Linked DNA regions of Homo sapiens: regions 1 and 3 are each linked to region 2. Evidence: chromatin contacts called from ENCODE Hi-C or POLR2A ChIA-PET data. All regions are on one chromosome and are shown on one strand. Each heading gives the region's core, a stretch centred on a gene start or an enhancer-like site at or near the end of the contact. The rest is flanking DNA. Distances are from core to core; before and after follow the strand shown. Region 1 overlaps IRAK3 (interleukin 1 receptor associated kinase 3). Region 2 holds the start of LINC02389 (long intergenic non-protein coding RNA 2389). Region 3 has its middle 16 kb from the start of LINC02425.

Region 1 (2,700 bases), core at 133-2,632, 1.3 Mb before region 2:
GCAGAGTGTTCACGTTAAAGAAAAGGTGAACAAGCTCCATGAGGTCTCCATGTTACCTTGTATCTGCAGAAACATGCTTAGCCACATAGTACACGTTCAATATATTTTTGCTGATTGACAGACAGAGGCCCTGAGTGTTAGCATATGAACTTAACTTCATTCTGAAAGCAATGGGACCAATTCAGATTTCTGAGAAGGTGATGCAAAGATGGAAGCTTTACCTTTTGGAAGATGCATCGGGTGGCAATAGTAGCAGGAGTCTCAGATAAAATATTTATACATAAAAAGGTATAAACATGTTCTAGCTCACAACAATTGCCACAGTAGGAAAGGCACAGTTTATAGCTATTAAGGAAATCCAGAGTTAACATTTCAAGTCCCAGGGAATGTCAGCTTTTCATTCCATACTTTCCATAAATTCCATTCTCTGTTTGTTTTTTTTTTGATTCCTGAATTTCCCTTTTAAAAGTGCAGCAGGCCATGACTCTGGGATGTCCCGTCCTGTGACTTGGCTGAGAAACTGCTAATATCAGATGCTTTCCCTTAAGCACATTTCTGAGATTCAGCTGGAATATGAATGAACAGATGCCAAATGAGCTGGGGTTTTAGGGTCTCTAACATTGACCGGGGCATATAGTTCTGAGTTTGCATCACATCTAAGGAAAGCTAGATTAGACAAAGGCATTTTTTCTAATAGCAGAAGTTCATGGTAAAAAACTGATCCAGACTGTTAAAATGAATACTGCCTGCATGCATGGATTGCTTCCGGACTGGAAATGAAATATGTTTTCTCTTTTTCCAACTGGTGATTCACACTGCAACCTTAATAGCTTTTCTCTAATGATGATGCATTCTGAATAGAAACATTGCTAAAGAGTATTTTTAGCATCCATAAAATGTATACTTCATTTAGATCCAATTCTATAAAATAGCTCCAATCTGATACAACAGGAATGCAAACTCTCAACATGTTAATTACATTCTTCAATATTTATCATTTTCTTCAACTCTCCCTTACGTGTCCCCTTTCAGAATATAGGACTTTGTTTACTCGCAGTACATATCAAATAAAAATACAGAGAAAAGTTCTCAATGACTAATTATGTTGATAAAGTTAAAAGCATTCTAAACTGAAAATACAAATTAAGAAAAACATGCTGTTAGTTAAGCATTGTTTAAAACCATTTTTTGGAACACAAATCTTTGTTGAAAGTCGTATTGGAGTCACATAAGCCAAAAAGTCAACCTAAGAAGTTCAGAAATCAGATGCTCAAAAGTCCTTGAAGGCTGTTTTGAGAGTGCAGGACTGACTGTTTTCAGTTGCAGAAATCACGTCTCCATATGCAAATATGTCTCTGAAGGGGTTTTTTCAAATAATGCAACACATCCGTATTTGGAATCTTTGTATTTGCATACAACCACATGCCAAAACCCCTGCAAAATTAAGACTCCATTCTCACAAAGCTTGTTTTTAGACACTGTAAGGGAAAAAGGAAAGATGTCTCTTTCTTTCTACAAAGCATGCAAAAAATTAGACAATTTTTTAAAAGAACTTTTAAGGTTAAAGACATTTTTAATTCCAAAAGAGTAAAACAAAAGTCAAAATTATAAGTTAGATCTATTCTTCATACCAGACTGTTAGCATTAACACTTACTAGTTAATATATTTTATAAGAAATAGTTCTTATTCATACTTAAGCTCATGTGTATGTTTTACCCCATGCCTGAGTAGGACTCATAACTGCGGAGGGCTGTGTGTGACTTCTCAGGTGCCCCTCTGTCTGTCCTGCTCTCTTAATCCTAGACACAGGTAGGAACCTAACATTAACTACCTCTGGGAGATAATTCACCCTCAACACCAAGGTTTCAGTCAGAAGCTATGTAATTTCATTCCCAGGTGAATATCAATACTATTTCCCCACACATTCTTCCCTTGTTAAACTTTTATAGGTCTGTTGCCTACACTAAATTGGAAAATTCTTACAAGCAGGGACTAGGACATTGTATTTACAGTGCTTTATCAAAGATTCTGCCCAACAAGGTTTTTAATAGACAACCCAACAAGGTTTTTAATAGACATTTGTTGATTCATTAATTTATTCAGAATGTACATATTTACTGAGTGCCTGCTCTGTGCCAAGTACAATTTTCGATGCTAAGAGAGTCAGCAGGAAACAAAGGAAGGAAATATCCCTGCTCCCTTGAAGCTTATTTCTAGATGAAGAATAAACAAATAAACATATATATGTTTACATATATATATAGTTTATTTTATATATACATAGAGATACTTACATACATAAAGTATGTGAGAGGTGATAAATGATATAGAGAAAAATAAAGTGGAAAAGAGGCATAAGAGAGTGGTGGGGGGGGGTGTCAATTTTAAAAGAGTGGCCATGGCCAGGTGTGGTGGCTCACACCTGTAATCCCAGCACTTTGGGAGGCCGAGGTGGGTGGATCACCTAAGGCCAGAAGTTCGAGACCAGCCTGGCCCACATAGTTAAACCCCGTCTCTACTAAAAATACAAAAAATTAGCCTGGTTTTGTGGTAGGCGCCTGTAATCCCACTCGGGATGCTGAGGCAGGAGAATCTCTTGAACCCGGGAGGTAGAGGTTGCAGAGAGCCAAGATTGCACCATTGCACTCCAGGCTGTGCAACAAAAGCGAAACTCCGTCTTAAAAAAACAAAACAAAACA
Region 2 (2,700 bases), core at 158-2,657:
TTTGGCAACATGTATCAAAATTTTAAATGTGCATTGTTGACAAGTAATTCCATGTCTTAGAATTTATTCTTTAGCTAACTTCCTTATTAGCAATATTACATCATATGTACAAGGATATGCATATTCCATAGATATGAAATTGGAAGCAAACAAATAATCTAATAATAGATTAGAGAATAAATGTATTGTGCACAGACCTGAAATGGAAATCTATGCAGCAGTAAAAAAGAACGAGGTGGCTCTACTTGCACTGTTCTGGAACAATCTCCATGGTACATAGTGAAAAAGGAAAGTTCAGAAGGTTATTGTGTTACTGCTTACGAAAGTGTGTGTGTGAGAATGTGCTTGAATATGCATAAAACATCTCTGAAAGGATACAAAAGAAAGGAGTAACATCGGTTTCCTGTGGGTAGAAGCTTTGAGTGGATAGGGGACAAGGGGTGGAGGGAGACCTAGTTTTCCTATGTGCTTTTTCGTACATGTTAAATTTTCACCTTGTGCAAATATTATCTACTTAAAGTACAAGTCTAAACAATAATTTTATAATGTTCTGCTCCTTAAAAACCTTTGAAAATCATTGAGCTACATGATGCCTAGGATTGCCATTAGTAATGTTTATTATTGTGATATAACCACTTTTTATTAAATAATATCATGATTCTGTAATTTGTTTCACACTTGACAAATGTACTAGAAATTCTGCTCCATAGCTATACATGCAACAAAAATCTTTACACTTTTCACCATCTGTTAAATTCTGTTGCATAGACATTTGTGGAGTTCATCACATACGTTATATGTAGCTCAACCTTCCCCAGACCTTAGCAACTTCTTGGTCCAGATAGGGTCCCTGCAGCAACAATGACTCAACACCGTTCTCACAGACATATTTTGAAACAGGGCCTATAAAGTCCTCCCATCCCCTTAACTGGGCAAGGTTTTCTTTTTATATGTATATATATATATTTTTTTTTATTATACTTTAAGTTCTAGGGTACATGTGCACAACGTGCAGGTTTGTTACATATGTATACATGTGCCATGTTGGTGTGCTGCACCCATTAACTCGTCATTTATATTAGGTATATCTCCTAATGCTATCCGGTTTTCTTGAAATCTTCAGGGGGTGCCTCTCATGTGTTCCCAAACAAGTATGCTCCCAGCAGGCACTCCCACGGCTCTGCTGAACACTGCAGGTCCCGTGAGACCCACTTTCTCACCCAGCCCTGCTGCTTCCCCGCAGACGCCATTAGAGATGCCCTAGAGCCCCCCCCCCCCCCCGCCCCCGACCCCCCGTGAGAAAGCTGCCGCTCACCTGGGGGAGATGGAGCGAATGCCACGCTCTGTTTCCATTGCGTTCTGTCAGACAAATCCCACAAATATGCTGCTTGGGCTCCCAGATTTTATGGAACTTGGTGACACAGCTCTTCTTGTTTTGCTCACAGTCACTCTGCCCTCAACAGGACTCCTCCGGGAATGCAGATGGAACCGGAATGGTAGACAAAACTGGGGAAAGACAATCACCTCTCCTTCTGTGATGAGAATATAAGACCAAAGAAGACTCAAAGGGCTTGAGGAAAGAACCATCTTCAGAAAACAAGAACCATGTTCCTTGACTCTGTCACCTCTCTACACCACCTATTATTATCATGGGAAGACGGAGCCAAAACTGAGAGAGCAGTTTAGGAGAGGTTTGAGTCACTGGAAAGTAAAAAATAATCCTGACTACTGTTCACTGATACAGCCACCATTTTGCCCTTATAATCTGTAATCTTCACAACACCTCTGTTTCAGTTAAGAGTTTTTCAACATGAGTGGTAGAAAATCTGACCAAACTGGCTAAACCCCAAAATTGGAATGTTAGCTGATATAGTAAATAAGCTGAGACAAATTGGCTTTGGGCGTGGCCTGATCCAGAGCTCACAGGCCCTGAAAGCAGCCTGCTTTCTCTCTGTTTCTCAGCTCTGCTTGCTGAGTGTTAACTCTTCTCCAACAAGCTCTCCCCTCATGGTTACAAGAGAGCTGCCAGCAACAACTCCTGGGCTTTTTCCTTCCAGGTTAAATTCTGTTGCATATTCATTTATGGAGTTAATCACATAAGCTATATGTAACCCAATTTTCCCCAAACTTTAGCAACTTAGGACCAAATCCAGTAGAAATGAGTGAGTCTGCTTACGTGAGAGTTCAAAACAAGAGCCTAGGAATTGAGCTTCTTTTCCTGTGGCTCATCCATGGGTCAGACACCATGGTGAGGAGGAGGAAGAGTGCTGAGTGTCTGAGCTCAGGCCCTGTGCTCCCTCCAGGGCCATCACTGTCACCGGAAGTACATGGGCAGAGGTGGAGGAGGGCTGGCTCCCCAAGCAAAATTAAGGCAATGTTGCCAAAGCATAGTAAATTCTGGGCAGCAAAGACGGCAATTGTCCACAACAAACCCTATGAGATTGAAATTATTCTCATTGTACAGATGTGGAAATTGAAGGTCTCAGATGTTAAGTAACTTGCCCCAAATCATATAGTGGCATAGATTGGATTTTACCTCATTAATGTGTGCGATGAGACCAAAAGGATAGGTAGGTATCTGCCAGGCAGACTGAAGCAAGGAGGGTGCTCGAAGCAAGGATTTATGAATACACAGCAGTATGAGGGCATTAGCGGAGTGGGGGGCCTTCAGGGAACTTGGAGTTATGGGCAAAGTTATAA
Region 3 (2,700 bases), core at 170-2,669, 1.2 Mb before region 2:
CCTGTAGACGCTGCTCCACTTATAGACCTTCTCAGGAGGTTTTCTCTTGACGGGTAGATCCCCAGGAGACTCCCAAATCACGCCATTTTGCCTCTCCTTTTGCCTGGAAAAGTCCTCATCCTCTTCTCACCTTGGGGACCTTCTGTTTTTTTCAGAGCCGCTCAAACATCACTTCCTCCATAAAGCCTTCCTTCGCCCGGTACACCTCCGTGCACCCCCATGTGCTAGCATGGCTGGTTTCCAGGCGCTGGTCATATATTGTAGGTGTGTCAACCAGCATTCGTCTCATTGTATTGCAATCAGAGGTTTCCATGTCATTCTTCCACTACACTACTGGGCAGGGCTAATGCTGGCTTCCTGTTTATATGTTCACCATACAGCATATAACTTGGCAGACGGGAAGCCCAAATTTAACATAAAATAATTGAATATAGATGGAAATTAAGAAGTCTTTATTTGCATCTTGATGATGTAATTGTTTTATAAGAAAGCTTAAGTACATGGTCTTTTAGGAAATTCTAAACCTGAATACTGATGGAGAGATTAAAAAATTAATTTTAAAGTGAAAAGTACTAATTATAGTGGCATTATTATTAGGTGCTTCTTGAAGAAAAATTCTGAATTCCAAAAGTTAAAGAAATATGGGGTTAAGCAAAATTAAAAATAACATATTTGAACTCTAGATTTTACCAGAGCCTGGTAGATATGTGTATTTTATTTTCTTACCTAAATCCTAAATTCTTCTAGGGGAAGGAGATTTTTACTTCTATTTTCCAACAAGTAGGCACAGTGCTTGATACACAGTTAATGTTCAGTAAATGTCTACTTGACATCACACACACACACACACACACACACACACACACACACACTTCACCACACATCTTGAGAATCATCAGGAAGCCTAGCATTATTTTTGGCTAGGGTACGCATAAAAAGACATCAGCTTTTCATTGAATACCAATATATAGTTAATTCATGAGTAAGAGAAGTGTCATGGTCTGTGAATGGTTTGGGGTCTGTGCTCTCAAATTCCTGGAAGCCCAATGACTACAATTAGAGAAACACAACCTCAAGGGTGTTTTTCCAATATGGATCTTACATTTGCTGTTATGTTTACATTTTTAGAAATGCTGTAGCTGTGACTGTTCTCAAAAACTAATGCCATGTGAATTTGCCTCTAGTTTCATGAATGATTTCAGATGTGAGAACTTCTCCAGAAAACCTGCTTTCTCTATCTGGGTGAGCAAAAGAGAGAGAAAATACAAGAATTTCTCTTGTGTAGTACTGACTTCCTCTGTGGCCCCAGAGAAGCCATTTGAACTTTCTTCTTTGGTTCCTCCAGCTGTAAAATGGAACTAATAATGACTAATAATGTATTTCACAAGGTAACAGTGAGGATTAGTCAGTGTTTCAAGGCAGTAGGCCCCAAGTATGAAATATTTGTATAATGTCAAACTCTGACCAATGTTTTTCTATTAGATTGGGTTTTGAAATCCCCTAACTTCATTTAAACAGCCAAGTCAAATGACTTGCAAGCAAGGTGCCATATTTCTCTGTTAATAATTCCATTTTTCTGACAGAGAAGTTTCTGGAAAACAATAGCATTTGGCATTAAGATAAACAATGTAAATTGTTATCCCAGCTATACTGCAACTGTAGGCAGACCCCACAATTTCTTTGCTTCTCTTTTTCCTTTCAGGTCTGAAGCAAAGTATCTGTGCCTGACTCTTACAGGATTGTGAAAAGTAAAGAGGTTAACATATGGCCAATGCTTTAAACTCTGTGGTGAAGATGCCAGAGAGTAATATTCTACAGATGGGAAAACTGAGTCCCCGAGAAGCAAACAGGCTTGACTTAAATCATGTGACAAGTGAGTATCAGGAAAAACATTCAATACTCTGGATTATAACCAGTTATTTTGGCCTTATGGCTTCCTAAAGAAACAATACCTATAGAGGCAGAGTTTTCCCTTCCCACTTTCACGAGAGTTGGCTTTCTTTCACCTGTTGAGATAGCTTTTGCTTCCTTCTAAACTGGCGCACCTTTTTTTTTTTTTTTTTTTTTTCTGAGTTTTCTCTCAGCAAAGAAGAGGAGGTGGCTAGAACTTGTTGCCAAGGAAAAGAGCCTGATTAGAGTGTCCAATTGAAGAGTTCTTATTGGCTGCCAAGAACACTGTTATATGGCTTGTAGAAATAAATCAAAGTCTCGAGAGGAGGCCAGAAAGTCAAAGAAATGCTGTTAAATCTTGAGTCCTGTATGATGCTGAAGAAATAAAGGGAAAATATAGGGTGTAAATTGAGTTGTAATTCCAACCAAGTCAAGGCAGTCAGTTGTGATGGCCAAACAACAGATGCATGAAGGCTTTAAAGGACAAAAAATGTTAGACTCTGGCTGCTACCCAAACACCCTTGCCGCTGAAATCAAAGAGTCCAATATTCTTGCAGAGACAAAATCTTAAAGACAAAGCAGCAGACACTCCTGGCTAAAAGGGTTTGCAATGGATATATTGCCAGTAATCTTAAACCCACTCAGCAGAGACTGAGTAGGCTTGGGAAGCAAACAGGTTTTGTAGAATGACGAATTTTGTATAATGCCTAACATATTATTGGCACTCAATGGCCTCATTATTATTCCTTCAAGTATTAGTTATGTAGCACAACAGTATATGAACACAGGACTCCCTGGGTGGGGAAGAAA

The links. Hi-C counts contacts between places; a loop is a spot of excess contacts on that map. ChIA-PET counts read pairs that join two places held with the same protein, here RNA polymerase II (POLR2A). Pooled maps may share reads with other maps.
Region 1: POLR2A ChIA-PET joins it to region 2 with 25 read pairs in activated T-cell. The contact joins the enhancer-like site here to the promoter of LINC02389 in region 2. POLR2A ChIA-PET finds 5 or more read pairs at or near these places in 2 of 52 experiments (activated T-cell and common myeloid progenitor, CD34-positive).
Region 3: a pooled map shows a loop between it and region 2 (4-fold over the local background). The contact joins the enhancer-like site here to the promoter of LINC02389 in region 2. A Hi-C loop is called at or near these places in 1 of 168 maps with a recorded cell type or tissue (GM12878), 1 of 37 single-sample maps with no recorded cell type and 4 of 50 pooled maps.

The regions. Positions count from the first base shown.
Region 1 is chr12:66,195,658-66,198,357 of GRCh38, reverse strand. All of the region lies in intron 1 of IRAK3 (interleukin 1 receptor associated kinase 3), which reads right to left. Among named protein-coding and RNA genes, the nearest start is that of IRAK3, 7.8 kb to the right of the region's middle. Within about 2 kb of position 1,382, at least 4 of the 41 ENCODE cell types and tissues checked have a DNase peak (open chromatin) inside an H3K27ac peak, as active enhancers do.
Region 2 is chr12:64,882,481-64,885,180 of GRCh38, reverse strand. LINC02389 (long intergenic non-protein coding RNA 2389) reads right to left here and starts at 1,407. Exons shown (of 3, transcript NR_033988.1): 1 at 1,316-1,407.
Region 3 is chr12:66,046,215-66,048,914 of GRCh38, reverse strand. No RefSeq gene overlaps it. Among named protein-coding and RNA genes, the nearest start is that of LINC02425, 16 kb to the right of the region's middle. Within about 2 kb of position 1,419, at least 2 of the 41 ENCODE cell types and tissues checked have a DNase peak (open chromatin) inside an H3K27ac peak, as active enhancers do; they include GM12878, where a contact is called at or near this core.